Regions from separate parts of the Homo sapiens genome. Here regions 1, 2 and 4 are each linked to region 3. A link is a loop called in an ENCODE intact Hi-C map of the cell type or tissue named here. Cell type or tissue: IMR-90. All regions are shown on one strand.

Region 1 (5,000 bases), 290 kb before region 3:
TGAGATGGCGCAACTGCGCTCCAGCCTGGGCGATAGAGCGAGACTTAGTCTCAAAAAAACAAAACAAAAACATGTACACATATATGATATATGATCTTAAATAAATGCAGGGTTGTTGCAAGGTGACTTTAGAATTATCTTTAAAAGTGATGATCAACATTTCCAGCACTGGGTGAAACATACAAAGGACATACGATTTTCTGGATGAATACCACTGTCCCTTTTTTTTCTCCTGAACTTTCTGCTTATCAGAAACCTGCCCAGTCCTCAAGTACCTGCTCAAGATCTTCTCCAGGAAGCTTTCTTGACATTCCAGGCCTTATCGATCTTCTGTTCAGCAGCCATAGCACCCACTGTGTGTCCCATGCAGTGAGTGGGTAAGATTTTCATTGGATATAATGTTGTGTTCTGTATCGCAAAGGTGCTCCTCATCTCCTTAAGAACACCAGGAGGCCCTTAAGTAGACATTTTTTTTTTTTTGAGACGGAGTCTCACTCTGTCACCCACGCTGGAGTGCAGTAGCGCGATCCATGCTCACTGCAGGCTCCGCCTCCCGGGTTCACACCATTCTCCTGCCTCAGCCTCCCGAGTAGCTGGGACTACAGGTGCCTATCAACACGCCCGGCTAATTTTTTGTGTTTTTAGTAGAGACGGGGTTTCACCATCTTAGCCAGGATGGTGTTGATCTCCTGACTTCATGATCCACCCGCCTCGGCCTCTCCAAGTGCTGGGATTACAGGCGTGAGCCACCGTGCCCAGCCTGTGCTTAGTTTTCTTGAGACAGAGTCTCACTCTGTTGCCAGGCTGGAGTGCAGTGGTGCAATTTTGACTCACCGCAACCTCGATCTCCTGGGTTCAAGTGATTCTCGTGCCTCAGCCTCCTGAGTAGCTGGAATTACAGGCATGTGCTACCACACCAGGCTAATTTTTGTATTTTTAGTGGTAGAGACGGGGTTTCACCATGTTGGACAGGCTGGTCTCGAACTCCTGACCTCAGGTGATCCGCTCGCCCTGGCCTCCCAAAGTGCTGGGGTTACAGGCGTGAACCACCACGCCCAGCCTCTGTTGAATCTTTATACCCCTCATGGCACCAAGCACACTGTCATCATGCAATTAATCAAACTGGACATCTTGAGAGAAGTCCCTAGACTGCCTGCAGAGGGCATCTAAAGAGGGCAAGCCCTGGTGAGCTGCGTCCCTACCCAGACACCCAGACAGCTCAGTCTAGCTCGTTGCCTTTGGCGTAACTTTCCTCAAGAAAGACAGCTCGATCAATCAGAATCACTATAGTTTGAAATCTATAAGCCACCTCACAATTTTTTTTTCTCCCATGGTCCCTCAAATAAGCAGTGTTTAGTCAATTTAAAAACATTCTTGGGCTGGGCATGGTGCCTCATGCCTGTAATCCCAGCACTTTGGGAGGCTGAGGCAGGAGGATCACTTGAGCTCAGGAGCTGGAGACCAGCCTGGGCAACGTGGTGACACACCATCTCTATAGAAAAATTAGCCGGGCACGGTGGCATGCACCTGTAGGCGCTACTAAGGAGGCTGAGGTAGGAGGATCGCTTGAGCCTGTGAGCTATGACTGAGCTGTGATCATGCCACTGCATTCCGGCCTGGGAGACACAGCGAGATACTGTCTCAAAAAAAAAAAAAAAATCTTAAAATTTTCTCTCATAGGTTAGGTGATTTTTCTCTGACCATTTAGAAACTTTAACTAGAAAATGTCTCTGTACTAGTTCCTTTATATTTCAAATCACTTATCTTTTCATTCTTTTATTTTTATTCGTATTGTGATCCATTAACATACATTCTCACACCTAAACAGCTTTTTAAAAAGATAACATTGTGTTCTGGTCAAAACAGACAAATTAGAGGAAGCTGTGTTTCCAATACAGAATGGCAGTATTTTTAGCTAGGAATGCTGACTTAGGAGAACGCCCAGATCACCAGTGACAGCCTCCAGTGTGTCAGGAGCTCTTGACACGGCTGTAGTGGCTGTAGCACCAGAGTATCTGGCTCTAAATAACACCCTTATTTTAGTTCTGACTCAGTCAAGGCTATCTCCCTGGACATTAACCTTCAGCTACACTGGGAGGGAAGTCCGTGGGAGTTTTTATTTTGTGACTAAGCTTAACACGGGGTTTACTTCCCTCAATGATAAGGTAAAAGAAAACCATGAGAATTTCAGAATAGAACAGAATAAAAAACATTTCACTTGAGTCAAGTGAAAACAATGAACCTTTTCAAATTCAAATGTACATATCTTTCACTGCCCGTTATTTTCTTTTTGACACAGAACATGTTTTGTGTAGATTTTACTGCATTAAACAGCATTTGAAAATACTGACCAGGATGAAGCAGAGGAACTAAAATACACACACACACACACACACACACACACACACACACACACACACACATATATGTATATTTTGCTGAATTTAAAAAGGTTTCTTTTCTTTCATTAACTTTAAATTTTGTGAAATGTACACAGAAAGGCAAGGGATTATTTCAGCTACCATAACTTAGATTTTGCCATAAGTACAATGAAAAAAGATGTGGAAATAGTATAAGGTCAGGAGGTCAACCACTGTAAGCTGGTGCTCATGTAACACTGCCCAGCTACAACCAGGCTAGCAGCATCTCCCAGGGGCCTCAGTCACTCCTCTTGTTCTGCAGGCTCCTGTGCTCAACCTTCCTCTCTCCCCACACAGAGCTCTCCATTCTCTGTCACGGAATGAAGCTATGGTTTTTGAAAGCAGTTCACAGGGCTAAGTAGGAAGCTCTTTATTCCATTCCTTACCTCTTCTCAAAAAGTGGTATTCTATACATCTAGCAATAATATATAAAAATATGGCAATTACCCACTTAGACAGACCCCCTTGTGTCCTGTAGGAGGCATCACTGGGATATTGCTAGGTGCTGGTGATGCAGTTACTGCTACCTCTGTGAATCTTTGTCCTCTATGAGCAGCACTGAGACCTTGTCAGTAGAGGGTGCTGGAGAGACACTGCAGGAGGAAGAGGTTTGCTTCCCAGTCCTGCCTGCTCCCTGGGCAAAGCTCCTGCAGCACTCTGGCTTCTTCGGTGTCTAGCTCCTGCAGGGCATGGTGGCTAGCACCAGCTTCAGTGGCACTGGCCCCTCAAAAGTTTTACAGCAGAGTGCCTTGGACCCTGATGGTGCATGCAGCCAGCAGCACCCATCCCTTGGCAGTCAGCTATGTAGGGGGTACCTTGGGTGAGGGAACTCACTGGGAACAGCCTTCTCTGGTATTGGAAAGGAGGATTTCCAGCAATCTGTGCCAGCGACTTTTCTGCATGCAGCATGCCCTGGTAGTGTGACCCCGGGCACGGAGTAGGGCTCCTCCCTTGGCACTCTAACTCAGCTCTAGGGTCCGTGGCTGCTCCTTACAGCGGCTATTCCTATACTCTTTTGCTTTCTCTCCTCTTACTAGCCAATTCCTTATTACTCCAAAACCTTGTTAGAGTTAGTAATTCTATCTTTATATTAAACCTTTCCTGTTCAAATTAGCGTGTGGGTTTTCTCTCCTGGTTGGACCCAGGCCGACAGAGGCAGCCTATGTGAGGACTCTGCAGCTGATGGTACTTAGACCTTTTGGGCTCTTTCTCCAAGATGTCACTTAGGAATTTAAACAATTGTATTTACATTCAAAACTAGGAACAGACGATTTAAACAACTGTATTTACATTCAAAACTAGGAACAGACGGGGGGGAGGAGTGTGTTATCACGTAAAGGTACAGAATAATAAACCTGTCAGTTAAACGGGAGTCCAAGTCTGTCTACCTCATTCTTTTTTTTGAGATGGAGTCTTGCTCTGTCACCCAGGCTGGAGTGTAGTGGTGCGGTCTCAGTTCACCGAAACCTCCCCCTCCTGGGTTCAAGCAATTCTCTGCCTCAGCCTCCCAAGTAGCTGGGATTACAGGCACCCACCACCACGCCTGACTAATTTTTGTATTTTTAGTAGAGACGGGGTTTCACCATCTTGACCAGGCTGGTCTTGAATTCCACCCGCCTTGGCCTCCTGAAGTGCTGGGATTACAACCATTCTTTTTTTTTTTTTTTTTTTTTAGAGATGAAGTCTTGCTCTTTCCCCCCAGGCTGGAGTGTGATGGTGCAATCTCAGCTCACTGCCACTTCTGCCTTCCGAGTTCAAGCGATTCTCCTGCTTTGGCCCCCTGAGTAGCTGGGATTACAGGCACCTGCCACCACACCCAGCTAATTTTTGTATTTTTAGAGATGGGGTTTCACCATGTTGGCTAGGCTGGTCTCGAACTCCTGACCTCAGGTGATCCACCCGCCTGGGCCTCCCAAAGTGCTGGGGTTACAGGCGTGAGTCACCGCGCCCAGCCACAGCCATTCTTTATTTATGTAAACTAGAGGCCACACATGGACTCATTGTTCAAGTCAGGGCCAGAAGATATGGCCACCCCACACCCCAGTGTAGACCCCCATCCTCATGGCACTTTCTGGCCCCAGTGACATGTCTGGGGGCCACTCAATGTGAGCTCCTGGGTTCCTCTGTGACCCCAGCAAAGAGGCAAACAGGGACACACACCCATTGGTCAGTCCTCAAGAACAAGAGGAGAATAAAGGAACTGAGGCGATCAGTGAACTTTTGTTCTTCTTGAAGATGACTGGGAGGGTGGCTAGGACAGCAGCTCCTTGGGCAGTCGCTGTGCTCTGCTGCGCCTGGCCGTGAGGGCTTCTGTGAAGCTTTACTGTGAGTGCTCCACATGCTTTCCTGTCATGGTCATTCCTGAGCCTCCCTTCCTGTCACATCACTCCCACAATAGAATGAAGCAGCCGCCTGTTTTCTAAATAGTCCCTCGATTTCAGGACATTTGTGGTGAAAAGGACCATGTGTACCACTTAACACTGATGTGTGTGGCGTCTCTCCAGAGATGTCGCCAGGACAAGGTGTCACATTCAGAAGGCACAGCTTCAGGAGCCTGAAAGCCAGCCTTGGGAGGGCTGA
Region 2 (5,000 bases), 140 kb before region 3:
AATTGCTACTAGCTAAGATAAACTGTTAGATAACACAGCTCATAATATAGTACTACTTATTTTTTATTAATTTAGAGTAGAGGGCCAAACTACTGCTAAATACTGGCCAAAATTAAAAGACTAGATTCTAGCAATTTTTCAGGATTAGGTATTTCAGATTGCTGCATACTTCTTGAAACACACTTGTTGAAATCTGCTTGGCAGACATCCTCAATCACTGCCCTTATACCTTTACCTCTGCAGCTTCTTAATTGTTGCTGCTCACACCTACAGTGCTCATACAGTAAGAGCCCAGAATCCAGGGCACGGAACTAATCAATTACATTGTCTAGCAAGACTTTCCTGTTTGCTGATAAACTGTATAGTGTTTTTTTTTTTTCTGAGACAGGGTCTCACTCTGTCACACAGGTTGGAGTGTAGTGGCACGATCTTGGCTCACAGCAACCTCTGCCTCCCAGGCTCAGGCCATCCTCCCACCTCAGCCCCACAAGTAGCTGGGACTTCCAGGTGCATGCTATCCCACCCAGATAATTTTTGTACTTTTAATAGAGATGGGATTTCACCATGTTGTTCAGACTGGTCTCAAACTCCTGGCCTCATGTGATCCACCTGCCTTGGCTCCCAAAGTGCTGAGATTGCAGGGGTGAGACACCACGCCTGGTCTAAACTGTAAAGTTTACCAGGCCCTTTGACATGTATTGGTTTATTGACTCCCAAAAATCTGAAGTTCAGAGAAATTTAATGACTTTGCCCAAGGTCTCATAACTGAGTTAGAAACCAGAATTGTAATCTAGATTTTTAAACTTCAGATTTCATTTATTTTGCATTTCATTAAGTTGCCTTAGTCCTGACTGCCCTTTTTGAAGCTTTTTCCTGGGTTTCTGGTAAGCTGACTGCTTATTCCACTGCTGATTGCTAGATTACAATCTCTTGTGCGACCTTTGCCCTGGCTGATTACTTCCTTTGTTGATTCTTTGGCATATGTTAAATTCTTCTGAAGTTGCTTTTTTACCCTAATAAGTGACCGATAGCGGCTAATGCTCCAGTGACAATATTTCCCATGGGAAACCAAAACACCATCAACTTGCTACTAAAATACTGCATCATCATGGCTGACATTTTTCCATGTCTTCCTGGAAGCAGAATGGAAGATACTGGGTGTGGCTGAACTAAAACTCCAACTAATTGTAAATGTGAAAGCAAAGAAGCTATATTGGTTATGCAGTTCTAACACATTCAGTGCCGCTTGAGTGTTTCTAAGTTCCTTGCTCTATCTAATGTTTCTATTTAAAAAGTAGACAAATTTGATGTCTAACAACGGAGAACATGAAAGAAATCTGGTGAATACTAGAATTAAGACATGTGTCGGCCAGGCGCAGTGGCTCATGCCTGTAATCCCAGCATTTTGGGAGGCCGAGGCGGGTGGATCACGAGGTCAGGAGATCGAGACTATCCTGGCTAACACGGTGAAACTGCGTCTCTACTAAAAATACAAAAAATTAGCCGGCCTGGTGGCAGGCACCTGTAGTCCCAGCTGCTCGGAAGGCTGAGGCAGGAAAATGGCCTGAACTCGGGAGGTGGAGCTTGCAGTGAGCCGAGATCGCGCCACTGCACTCCAGCCTGGGCGACACAGCGAGACTCCGTCTCAAAAAAAAGACATGTCACGAGACTGACAGAGGATGTTTAAGTCAGAGAAAAAGAAATACTCCTTTCCATTGAGGGTAAGGAATACATCAAAGTCAGCATTCTCAGAGGTTATACAGACTTCTGTAAGTATAATGAAGAGGGAAGGATTCAGATGGTTCAATTATCTTTCTAGTAAGCAAATCCAAAATTCATTAATCACAGATTTGACACTGGTGACACCTAGTAAATTTTCTTTCTTATGAATTTGTGAAGAATGTATTTAAGAGACAAATGCATGAAAACATGAACAACTAATATTTCCATGTGTACATACATACTTCTTGTGGTCGGTTCATTCTTAAGCTGGAAGAGCTGTGCTTCCATCTTGGAGAGCTGCTGCTGTAATGTCTCCACTGTCTTTCTGTGTTCTTCCTGCAAATGTCGCACTTGATCTCGGAAGCTATTTCGAAGGACCTCGTTCTGGGATGTTAGCTGACTCACAGTCTGTGTATGTTCAGATTTCATCATCATGTTCTCTGACTGTATTGAACACAATCTGAAAGATGAGAAACTTAGTTACAGAAGATCTTTCAACTTTATATGCTGACTTAGCCTTTCTCAACTGGGTTCTGCAAGAGAATTAGCTCTAAGACCTCTACTGAATGTATGAATCAACTTCTCTCCTACATACCTGCACTGTACTCATTGTGAAATAACTTGATGAGAACTGACACTGGCTGTCATCTAGTTCAAATAATCTGTGTTACACATTTCAGATGAAGAACCCCAGTTAAGAAACTGTGTTGTGTTGTCCAGACTAGGAACTTCTTTCATGGTTCATCAGAAAATAGGATTATATTTAAAGCATAAAATAATTATACTTTTAATTAGTCCACTTCTTCACATCATCATATGTGGTAACTCACATGAATGTAAGATTAATCTCCCTTTTATCTACTACCCTGAAAACATTAAAAAAAAAAAAAACCCCACACTCTTCTGATTTACTCAGAAAACTTTAGAGGAAAGTATCCATTTTTGAGTTGATTAACATAAACCACAACAAACACAGACTTGGTTTACTATAGCTGTTTCAAATCTCACTGCACATGAGAATCACTGGAATACCTTGTTGAAAATAGAGACCTCTAATTTTCATGTTACACCCACTGAATCAGGATCTCAGTAGTGGTTCCAGGAATTTCCTACTTTTAGTAGTTTTCAATGTGATTTTTATGTACTCAGCCTGAAACTAACCAGTGGGCCTACAATTTGGGAACCATCACTTTTAATGGTTTACCTGTAGTTTTCATGTTTTATATGTTTGGCTTTGGTAAAAAAAATAAATAAATAAATAAATAAATTTCCTTTTATACAGGGGATCCACAGAATTCTCTCATAAAAATTTAAAAAATACAAAAGCCGTCAGAGAAAAAAGTAAAAGCCCCTTATTAATTACTCTCATGCCTGGCAGGATAAAATCCCAATTCCACAGGTAGATAAACGTTGTTAACAGTTTAGTCTGTACTTTTCCAAGATATTTTTTCTACCTGCTACACACATGCGCACCATACAAGGTTTCAAACAGGGTTTAGTGGCTGAAAGGAGAAATGCAATAAAATACCATGTTTCAGAAAAGAAATCTTAATTACTAAGTTCATACTGATTAATGAATCTAGAAAATACTAGTGTATACAAATTTCTCTGCAAGCATTTTTTTCAAACAATATCTACCCAGAAAGCAAAGGAAGAACCATCGGAGGTTACAAAAATAGTCTAAGCAGGATAAAAATTAGAGGTGGGTAAAGTGTCTATTCTCAGGCAGTATCACTGACATTTATGAATTTACCAATTTGAAAGCTAAACGCTTAAACCCCCCATCTGGAATCAGAATGATTGTGCTGATGGAAGTTCACTGTTCTGTCTCAGTTGTTACAGAGGTGTTTATATTAACTGTAGTCTCTGCGTAATACAGATATTAATTAGCCTAATTATCACATTCCTCTGGAACCATTTTCACAATCTGCTATAGATAAAGTATGAATATTAAAACATTTTTTAAAAGTGGAGACTACATAAAGAGAAGGCTATTTCTTCATACTTGGGCAGACAGTAACAATACCATTAGTTTTTAATATTTCTGAAGAAGAGGAAAGACTCCTAAAGATACCTCAAAATGCTATGAAAAGTGACTGGCACATAGTAGGTGCTCAAAAAACACTTACTGAAAGACTGAATTACTTTAGAGGAATCAACAGTACTTTATTTGTGTTAGCAATGTAATTTGCAATAACTTTCCAAAAGAATAAGTGTTGGAGAATATCAAGCAAACATCACTATATATAAGATAATCTCATGGTAAACCCTGGTGATAGGCAGTTAGAAAACTGGTACATCTTCCCTGAAACTTTTGGTTTACATGATTAACATGCAAATTACACTGTTAACAGACAGAAGCCACAAAAAGCTAAACCTGCTTTCATTTTTCAGATTAGCATAAGATTAGGTATATATTATATAAGCAAATCTGTGATAAAATTATCAACACCCTTGATAAAAGATGCTCAATGAAGAATTCTTTTCCTCAGCCTAATACTCCTACTACCCAATTTCTTTATCACAGGAGTTGAAAACTTCTTGTTCACAATAATCTATTTATTTTGCCAATACTTCTAATGTCTATTTAAAGTATTACAGTGAACAAAATATGACAAATTGAAGACAGAATTGCAAAGATAACTTGCATATTCTTTTTCAGTTAGCAACTATTTGGGTGTTTTCTTCTAGAAAAAAAAATGCTTATGATTTGATACTTGGGTTGGAAAGTAGTATGTTTTTGTTTGTTTTTTTAGAGAAACATCCTAGCCAAGAAGGCTGTAGGAGACACAGAATACTGGATGAGCAGATAGACATTAATTGTTCTTAAAAATGCAAAATACAAAAGCAATGTAAAAGGCGAAGCTCTAAGGTAGATAAAGCAAAGTTTCCAAGCCTTTAGAAATGTCTATTTTTTATTTTCTAATCTGCATTTATCTCAAGGATCAACATATTAGAAGTTTCAACAAAGAAATACATTGCTGTCTGGTACAGCGTTAGTGCTGCTAACAGTCTTACTTTTCCCGGAGTTCCGCCTCTTTGGACACAGTTTCCTGCAGCATCTTGTTGTGCCTTTCTAGCAGTGTATCATGTTCAGACTGCAATGTTTGAAGTTCAGATACATTAATCTGTAAGTTATTTTGGCTATCTTGTAATTTGATTTTTAGCTGGTCAATCAGCATTTCCAGATGTTCCCTAAAACAGAAATACACAGTTTTAAAATTTTTTGAAAAAGGTGAATTTGATTTTGTGGTTTTAAATATAGTTTAACCATTTAA
Region 3 (5,000 bases):
GAAAGAGATTGTCAATTTGTAGTGAAAATGGCCCATCTAACGAAAGTGTCGAGGAGGCAGAAAATAGGAAAAAGTAGAAGAAATGCTGGGAAGGAGCAAGAGGAAAATGGAGTCCCTACTTGGCTGGAAGCAGCAGTGAAAGGGAGCCAGGCAGACCACAGAGAAACAAAGTTTCATCAGCCTAGGCTACCACTTCCAGTTGAGCTGCCCTTGTCCTGTCTCCTCCCATGAGTGCCTCTTTTGCCAGGATAAATTGAGAAAGTCTGTAGCTTGCATCCTGTCTAAGCAGGGCAGCTGGGTGTAACCCCTGAGATTTGTTGTGGCTTCTCTCTTTGCAGAAAGATGTTCCCACATGGGTCTGCTTATCTTAAGAGACCATATTTTAAATAATCTTTATTTTCTCTGAGTGAAAGCCACCCTCTCTGGAATCCTCTCCTTTATATTTGCCAGCCTTTGGCCTTGTTTCTGTTGTATATAATTAGCCATAGACATTTTACCTTACCTCAAAGTAGTCTAAGAAGAAAGGGAGAAGATTGGGGTCCTGAACTTGGGAAAGAAAGAATGGAGAGAAGGTCTTAGCAGAGCGAGAGAAATGGCAGCAAGCCAGGGACCCAAGAGGAAGAGGACTGGGTAAGGAATTTTCCAGCAATTATTGACTGATGAATTGAAGAATAATGAGGTCTGTGTTATATTTTATTTCTTCTTATTTGATGCAAGTACCTTAGATTTGTCCCGATCTTCAGCAAAGGTCTGCTATAATAGTTTTGCATTTGTGGTTCTCTGGCATTGCGGGGAGGTTGTTCTCTATTTGGCTTAAGAGGGGCAAGCACGTGGTCCAAAATATGTAGGACAAGTGGCAGGCAGGCAAAGGGGATTGGGGATTGAATTGGCTGCAGAATAGTAGCTCCCTCCATCTCCACTTCTTCTTCCCTCCACTGGAGTCCTTGGAAGTCTCAGAGAGATTTACCTGTTGAGCATCCTCCTTTTCTTTTCCTTGGTATTTTATTGTTGCAGACAGGAGTAAATTGTTGGTTTTGAAACATCTTCATAGGGGGCTGTTTAGGCCAACCCTGGGCAGCTAAATCTGGATTTAATATTAGAGATTAATAAACTTCTATCAAAGTTTTATCTTGTTTTAACCACTGGATTTTCTGTTAACTACAGACAAACCCAATACATTGAGGAGAATACTGGATCTCCTGTCATGTGTGATGGGTGCCTGAGTTATTTTCTTTTACGTTATTCCAAATTTAAACCCTATGTATTAAGCAGTGTTATTTAAAATAATGGTTAAGTAATTTTCCAAATACAAAATAGCCTTTTAATGGCAGCTTTATTTCAAACCAAGGAATGTCAGCTTTAAACCTACAATGTTTCCAGCATGTGAGAATGTCTCTCATGAATAAAATATCTGATGCTGGGCGCAGTGGCTTACACCTGTAATCCCAGCACTTTGGAAGGCCAAGGTGGGTGGATCATTTGAGGTCAGGAGTTTGAGACCAGCTTGGCCAACAGGGTGAAACCCTGTCTCTACTAAAAATACAAAAATTAGGCTGGGCGCAGTGGCTCACGCCTGTAATCCCAGCGCTTTGGGAGGCTGAGGCGGGTGGATCACCTGAGGTCACGAGTTCCAGACCAGCCTGACCAATATTGTGAAGCCTCTTCTCTACTACAAATACAAAAATTAGCTGGGCGTGGTGGCGCATGCCTGTAATCCCAGCTACTCGGGAGGCTGAGACAGGAGAATCACTTGAACCCAGGAGGCGGAGGTTGCGGTGAGCCGAGATTGCACCATCGCACTCTAGCCTGGGTGACAGAGCGAGACTCCATCTCAAAAAAAAAAAAAAAAAAAAAGCCTGGCATGGTGGTGCATGCCTATAATCCCCGCTACTCAAGAGAATCACACTCTGACTTAACCTGGGAGATGGAGGTTGCGGTGAGCCAAGATTGCACCCCTGCACTCCTCAAAAATAAAAAAATCTGGCAATACCTAAATAACTATACCAATTAAGCCCATATTACGTGCCAGGCACTTTATACACATTAACTTATTTAATGCCTCCAACAACCCAGTGATAAGGTAAATCACCAACCTACTTCTCCCAGATGATATAGAAGGACTACGAGGCGGATAATCTAGCCAAAGATGCCATCTAGTGGGTAAAGACAACCGCCCTGGAGCCTGGAAGGCCGGTTCAGCACCATGCCCTGCTGCTTCTGAGAGCCTCAGCCCGGCCACAGACCCACAAGACCCCCCTGGCTTTTTGTCCTTTTGTATTCCTGTCTGTGGAACTGTCTGCTGAGCCTATCTGGAAAACAGGACAATTATTTGCCCTGGATTTTGCTCTCTTTCTCTCTGAGGAGAAGTAGAAGGTGAGTTGTTTTCTCTGGCTCTTTCTGGGTGTACCATGGGTGGAAAGTGCCAGAAACTGTGCTGATTCTAAGAGTTCCTATATATTTTGACTCAAGCAAAGATCCTAAGATAATAATATTTGCTAACATATCTTGTGTTATTCATGATAGTTCTTTCTTCTCATGTCATCATGATTTTTTCTTGAATCAAGATATAGCCAGGTCCTAAGTGTACCAGTCTAAATGATGACAAGTCTCACTTGTTTCTGTGTTCTAATGGGACTACTTGAGTGACTTGCATTTTCCTGGCTTTGGCTTCTACCTACCCCGTGATGAGAGCGGGGCTTCCACAGGGCTTCCACAGGGCTCTTGGTTGAGTCAAGCTGGGGTTTAGTGGGACACACTTCTGAATGTCAGACACCACACCTTCTACGGATGGCTCTGCTGCTCCTCTGCCAGAGGCACAGTGACCAGATTATGCTCATCCATGAGATGTCTCAATTCTTATGTATACAGACATCTGATGTGCTGTCTCACTAACTCTCCCATGAATTCATCATGCATCCCTGCATCCATCCCTGCATCCATCCATCCATCCATCCATCCGACAGGTGCTTGCTGAAAACTTGCCAAATGCAGAGGACGATAATGCAGTGAAAAGGCAGACACAGTCCCTGCTTTCTTAGAGTTTCAGCCTTTGGGCAGAAAGCATGGCCAAGGAGCTCATTTGTGGATGAGAAACCTAGGTGGAGAGACAAGGTAACCTGCCAGCATCCTCAGGCTCTTGGCCGCACTGTGATGCCCATCCTTAGTCTCCTCATCTCATGCCCCTTCCCCATGCTGTGTTTTCCCAGTCTGCCTGAGCATGGGAATCCTCTCAGGTGCTTAGGTGCATGCCCAGGCTGCTGCCCTGAGAGTCAGATTCAGTCTGTCTGGAGGGAGGCAAATGGGTGGGAATTAGAAACCAACCAGGCGCATCTGGAAAATGCTGTGTCACACCAGAGTTTATGAGAAGGTCATGTGTTGAAGACACAATATCTGAAATGATAAATAGTGAACTTCTCTTTCTCCTGCTTATGCTGCCACAGATGCCTTCAGCTTCTCCCATAGTTCCTTTCTTAGAAAGATGAGGGTAAAAACTAAAAAGGCTTTAGCTTCCATGGAGATAATTCTTTGCCTCATTCTATTCCAAATTAGATAACCTTGTGTTGTATCCTAAATTTTGATTAAGGAATTTCAAGTGAAATTTGTACAGAATCTCTAACTGCATGAATCTCCCTGCATGAGTGACTTTTTCCCCTTCTCTCTTTTTTATCACATGTATTTAAGGTATACAACATAATATTTTGATACACACAGTGAAGTGGTTACTACAGTCAAACAAATTAACATCATCAATCATCTCACATAGGTTAAAAAAATTATTTTGGAAAGAGTACCTAAAATCTGTTCTCTTAGCAAATTCATAGTATACAATACAACATTACTAACTATAATCCTCACTGCATGAATGACTTATTGTCTCTATCCTTGGTTAAATGTGGGCAAATTAGAGAATGAGAATAGAGTGAACTCATTGGTACAGTAGAAGAGGGGTGGTAAGTGTTTGAAGTAAGTATTTGTGGTTCTGTAGACCCACAGGGTGGTAGCATTGGGAAGGACCCCTGCTTACATTCAGGCCACCAGATATTGCACAGAGATGAGAAAACTAGGACTGGAGATGGTAAGGCACCAGCTGAAGGGTACATAGCCAATGCTGGAGAGTCCATACTAGAACCCAGCCGTCTTCTACTCTATAAAGCAGGTTCATCAAGTTTTACTGCAGTAGACAAATAAAGGTTGACTGTGTGAATGCCATTTTCTTTTTGTTTTCATTTCACCCTTTCAATTTCTCTGCATTACCAAAAAGTCAAAAAATAACAAATGCTGGCGGGGATGTGGAGAAAGGGGAGCCCATGCTCAGGCAGATTGGGGAAATTCCAGCATGGGGGAGGGGCAGGAGGCGAGGAGACTGGGGTGGGGATGGGCATCACAGTGCTACCAAAAGCCAGGGGAGTTTCCCTTTCTCCACACCTTTAGCGGGAATGTAAATTAGTGCAGCCATTATAAACAACAATATGGGGGTTCTTCAAAAAATTAAAAATAGAACTACCATATGACCCAGCAATCCCACTGCTGGGTATGTAGCCAAAGGAAATGAAATCAGTATGTTAAAGAGATATCTGCAGTCCCATGTTTATTGCAGCACTATTCACAATAGCCAAGAGATAGAAGCGACGTAAGTGTCCTTTAATGGATGAATAGATTTAAAAATGTGTTATATATACACAACGGAATATTATGGAGCCATAAAAAGAATAAAATCTTGTCACATGTGACATCATGGATTAACTAGAGGATGTTACGTGAAGTGAAATAAGTCAAGCACAGAAGGACAAATACTGCATGATCTCACTCATATGTGGAATCTAAAACAGTTCATCTCATAGAAATAGAGAGTGTGATAGTGGTTACCAGAAACTGGTAAGAAGGTGAGGTAGGGGAGCTTGGGGAGAGATTTGTCAACGAGAACAAGGTTGAAGTTAAATAGGAGGAATAAGTTCTGGTGTTCTGTTGCAGAGTAGGGTGATTATAGTTGACAATAACGT
Region 4 (5,000 bases), 130 kb after region 3:
TTTGACCACCACCCCGTCTTTAGACTATTTAGTGTCACTATAAAGGAATAGCTGAGGCTGGGAAATTTATTTTAAAAAATGTTTATTTGGCTCATAATTCTGATGGCTGGAAGACTGGACACGTGGTGAGGGACTCAGACTGCTTCCACTTCTGGCAGAAGGTGAAGGGGGTCAGTGCATCCAAAAATCACATGGTAAGACAGGAAGCAAGAGAAGGGAGTTTCCAGGCTCTTTTTAACAACCAACTCTTGTGGGAAGGAATAGAGCAAGAGCTCACTCACTCCTGGGGAGGGTATTAATCTATTCCTGAGGGGTCTCCCACTATCACCCAAACACCTTCTGTTAGACCCCACCTCCAACATTTAGAATCAGATCTCAACATAAGGTTTGGAAGGGACAAATGTCCAAACCATGGCAATCTCTTTCCCAGGGAATACTCATCCTGTATATTTTTCCATGTGAGATCCAACCATAACCTAGGCATCTCTTGTGAGAAAACAATGCTGGTAGAATTCTGAGATTCAGTCCACTGGATACCTGTGGGAGGCCTTGAATGTTGCCTTTGTAAATCATCTCTAGTTCTGGCCATGTGATTGTTGGGCAATGGGCAGAGGCTGAGAATGGTCTTCCTGGAGCCTCCAATTTAGTGAGCAAAGTGTAGAGTATGTTAGAAGAGATGATACTTGTGATGGAAATGATTAGGGCAGAATAAGGGGAACCAGGAAGTGCTGGATTGTAAGTAGAATGATCAGGGAAGACATGACTGAAATGATGCTTTCTGGGTAAAGATTGAAGGATATGAGGAGAGGGTCATGTAGCTGTTTGATCGAAGAGCATTCTTGGCAGAGGAAATGCCAGGCCAAAGTCTCTATGGCAGGACTACACTAGGTGAGTTCAAGGAAGAGTGGGGAAGTCACTAGGTCTGAAGAGAAGTGAGTGTGCAAAGGTTAGAAGGTGGTTAGAAAGGGACCTGGGGACAGATGGTGTAGGACAGGAGACCGTGATACAATTCAGCTTAGACTGAATGGGTTGGGGCACTGCTGCAGCATTTTGATCAGCACAGTGATGTGATCCATTTAGGATCATATGGTGACTGGGTAATTATGACATAGAAGGAGGGATATTCATTAGGTTGTGATTGCAAGTCTTCAGGGAAGACACGCCAGTGACTCAGAGGAGGTTGGTCACAGTAATGTTGATAAGAAGAGGTCATGTTCTGGATATAGTTTGAAGTCAGAGCCAAATGATGTATGGATTGGATGTAGTGTGCAAGAGAGAGAGAAATAGAATAAGCTTTGGCTGAGCAACTGAAAAGATGGAGTTGCCTTTTAATTGAGATGAAGAAGACAGTGGGTGAATTAGGTTTGTGGGTTTGACTTTTTCTGTTTGAAATGTATATAAAACAAGGAAGTAGAGATATGAAGTAGGCAGTTGGGCTGACAATTTAGGAATTCAGGGTTGAGATCTGAGGTGGAGATAAAAATTTGGAAGATGGTACCATGTTGCAGAAATTTAAAATCCATGTGAGAGAATGAGATTATCTAAGAAGCGAGCCAGAGAAAGAAGAGATAGAAAGCAGAAGTAACATAAAAGCTGTAATACTATTTAAGCCTTTTTCTCTGTTTTTATGATGTTTCTTTTATAAGGATTATTTTTAAAATTTCTTTGCCACATTATTCTAATGAGTCCACTGTCTAGTTTTACGAAAACACATAATAATGTTCCTCAATATCTATATTTCACTATGCCACTCGACCTACCCAGCATTTAAAGGTGCACTTGAGTGTTTATGAAACGTTCTTTTAATCTCCTGCTATATAAAAAGGAAAAAGTCAAAAATATTAACAGCTGATGGACAAAGAAATAAATTACGTATTTGCATGTGGAAATAATAAAGCAACTTAGAACTAAATCACAAAGTTATCTGGGAAGGACATTGAATGTTTTATTGTAAATCTTTAACATAACTCAAAAATTAGTAGTAGTATTGGAGAACATGCAAACCTCATGTTAGTTTACATTTCAAAATCAATTATTCATGTCAGAAACATGTTCAAATTTCTGTGAAAGTTTAGAAGATATGTATCACAAATAAAAGCATTTCAAATGCTCACACAGGATTTTTGGGAGAGAGGAGAGAGAAACCACATTAATTTAAACAAGAAAAGTTTAATACAGAGAATGATTAACTCTAACAAGAGATTGGAGTAACGAGGTGTTGGCAAGTAAGAAGTAAAACTCTGAAGAATATAGGAATATCAAATATAAGGAACAGCCACTATCCCTAGGGCTGAGATAGAGTAAGAGCCTCTTCGAAAAGAACCTGTCTTCCCATGCCCACCAGGACTGAGACCCAGACCTTATGGGAGAGGACGTGGCATGACTCATGGGACAACAGAGAAGCTACTGCGGTTCAATTCTGGAAGAACTTGCTCTACTCTCTGAAACTTGCAGGAAATCCACCCTCTAGGGTGTGGGGAAGGTGTTCACAAGGATGTGTCTCCCTGGAGGCATCCTACTACAAAACCATCCTGGGAGGAAGCTGGGGAAGCACTGGACACCCCCACTGCAGGAGCTGAACCCTGGGGAAGCCATGTGTGCTGCAGGAGTGGGACCTAGAGGAGCTGGCACAGTGGAGAAGAACCACGGGAGCCTGGCCAGTGAAAACCCTGAACCAGGAAGCAAAACTCTTTCCTCCCACAATGTCTCTCCAGTGCTCTCTGCTGACAAGGTTTCAACATCACAGCAGCTGGCAAAGGAAAAATATTGAAAGGGTTCAGATTCAGTTTCGCAGAGAGGGCAGACAGTGAATTTGGACTGAGAAGCAATCAATCGATTACTGGACAGCATGGAAAAATTCGTATGAGTTTGTGTAGTTTTATAAAATTATCAGAGTCTATCAAAAACACATTTTAAAAGTCACACACATCGTTAAATACCAGAGCATTTCAATTACTATCTAAAGTTTTCATTACATTTTTATATTCCAATAAACATGAAATTTCCTGATATTTTGGCATAGTATCAAAGTATTTTGAGTGATCAGACAGAAAATTTAGAAAATTGAAGTATTCCTTTTCTGAAGGAGTGTGTGTGTGTGTGTGTGTGTGTGTGTGTATTCTGTGGTAGTGGAGTAACAACCACAAGGATTACATTTATTTTAAGAATTGTAAAATATACGTAACATATAATTCACTATTATTTTAACTATTTTTAAGTGTACTATTAAGTAGCTTTAAGTACATTCACAACGTTATGTAACCATCATCACTATCCATTTCCAGAACTTTTTCATTATCCCAAACAGAAACTATACTCACTAAAAATGTCTCTATTACCTTCTCCTCCAATCCCTGGTAACTTCTACCTTCTCTCTCCATAAATTTCACTATTCTAGGTGAGTCATAGAATGAGGGAGGTATTTTTCTGTCTCCAATTTTTTGAAGAGTTTGAGAGGGTTTTTGTTCGCATTTAAATGTTCAGTGGAATATGCCACTGAAGCTATCTAGCTCTAGGCTTTTCTTTGTTCTCTTTATTAGCTGTGAGTCTGTTCATATTTTCTATTCTTTCACAAGTCAGTTTAGTATATCGTGTGTTTCTAGGAACTTGTCTATTTCATCTAGGGTATCCAAGTTGTTCATGTACTGTTGTTCATAGTATTCTTCCATAATCATTTTTATTTCTATGAAATCAGTAGCGATGTCCCACTTTCATTTCTTTATTTTATTTTATTTTATTATTATTATACTTTAAGTTTTAGTGTACATGTGCACAATGTGTAGGTTAGTTACATATGTATACATGTGCCATGCTGGTGTGCTGCACCCATGAACTCGTCATTTAGCATTAGGTATATCTCCTAATGCTATCCCTCCCCCCTCCCCCCACCCCACAACAGTCCCCGGAGTGTGATGTTCCCCTTCCTGTGTCCATGTGTTCTCATTGTTCAATTCCCACCTATGAGTGAGAACATGCAGTGTTTGGTTTTTTGTTCTTGCGATAGTTTACTGAGAATGATGATTTCCAATTTCATCCATGTCCCTACAAAGGACATGAACTCACCATTTTTTATGGCTGCATAGTATTCCATGGTGTATATGTGCCACATTTTCTTAATCCAGTCTATCATTGTTAGACATTTGGGTTGGTTCCAAGTCTTTGCTATTAACACTTCCAAGTGAAGTCTCCAAATCAATTTTTACTCTTGAACACATTCTAAACATCTTTAACCTTAACTGCCATTTCTTAATGACCCCTTTGGAGCCTTTCTTATAGGCATTGGGGATGGCATTGAATCCATAAATTACCTTGGGCAGTATGGCCATTTTCATGATATTGATTCTTCCTACCCATGAGCATGGAATGTTCTTCCATTTCTTTGTATCCTTTTTTATTTCATTGAGCAGTGGTTTGTAGTTCTCCTTGAACTGGAAGGTTTACAGGTTTACCACTGTAAATGAGGTTTACAGTGTCCATGGCTATGTGCTTGTGTGTGCTTTCATAGCAGATATCATCATTTTATTTCCATATTTAGAACTCCACTAAGCATCTCTTGTAGGGCCAGTCCTATGGTGATGAATTCCCTTAGCATTTGCTTGTCTGGAAAAGACATTTTTCTCCTTCACTTATTAAGCTTAGTTTTGCAGAATATAAAATTCTTGTCTGGCATTTTTTTCCCGCATTGGCGGTTCAACAATATCCACTGTTCTGCAGCCACCACTGCTGATACCCAGGCAAACAGGGTCTGGAGTGGACCTCTAGCAAACTCCAACAGACCTGCAGCTGAGGGTCCTGTCGGTTAGAACATAAACCAACAAACAGGAAGGACATCAAGGTGTACAGATGGGACACCAAAACCCATCTGTACATCACCATCATCAAAGACCAAAGGTAGATAATACCACAAAGGTGGGCAAAAAACAGAGCAGAAAAACTGGAAACTCTAAAAATCAGAGCACCTCTCCTCCTCCAAAGGAATGCAGCTCCTCACCAGCAACAGA

What was found. Peaks named below come from ENCODE experiments on the same cell type or tissue, not always from the same donor. Only the 100,000 strongest peaks of a DNase experiment are listed, where the experiment ranks them.
Region 1: a loop joins it to region 3, with 10 times the contacts of the local background. A loop is called at or near these places in 11 of 110 quality-filtered maps.
Region 2: it touches region 3 in a loop (7-fold over the local background); 5 of 110 quality-filtered maps call a loop at or near these places.
Region 4: it touches region 3 in a loop (2.7-fold over the local background); 7 of 110 quality-filtered maps call a loop at or near these places.

What each region holds. Positions count from the first base shown.
Region 1 is chr2:108,634,523-108,639,522 of GRCh38, reverse strand. All of the region lies in intron 1 of LIMS1 (LIM zinc finger domain containing 1), which reads right to left. Among named protein-coding and RNA genes, the nearest start is that of LIMS1-AS1, 42 kb to the left of the region's middle. RefSeq lists an enhancer at 2,668-3,242. In IMR-90, a CTCF peak has its summit at 2,989 (motif pointing right); DNase peaks (open chromatin) are centred at 2,072 and 2,982; H3K27ac peaks cover 1,266 bases.
Region 2 is chr2:108,489,755-108,494,754 of GRCh38, reverse strand. It overlaps GCC2 (GRIP and coiled-coil domain containing 2), which reads right to left. Exons shown (of 23, transcript NM_181453.4): 18 at 4,741-4,917; 19 at 1,965-2,182. Among named protein-coding and RNA genes, the nearest start is that of GCC2-AS1, 42 kb to the left of the region's middle. In IMR-90, no CTCF peak of the experiment used is centred here; a DNase peak (open chromatin) is centred at 2,134.
Region 3 is chr2:108,347,354-108,352,353 of GRCh38, reverse strand. It overlaps the pseudogene SULT1C5P. Among named protein-coding and RNA genes, the nearest start is that of SULT1C4, 28 kb to the left of the region's middle. RefSeq lists an enhancer at 2,204-2,263. In IMR-90, a CTCF peak has its summit at 2,149 (motif pointing left); a DNase peak (open chromatin) is centred at 2,133; H3K27me3 peaks cover 1,195 bases.
Region 4 is chr2:108,213,583-108,218,582 of GRCh38, reverse strand. LINC01594 (long intergenic non-protein coding RNA 1594) reads left to right here and starts at 742. Exons shown (of 5, transcript NR_131251.1): 1 at 742-888. In IMR-90, a CTCF peak has its summit at 2,718 (motif pointing left); no DNase peak of the experiment used is centred here.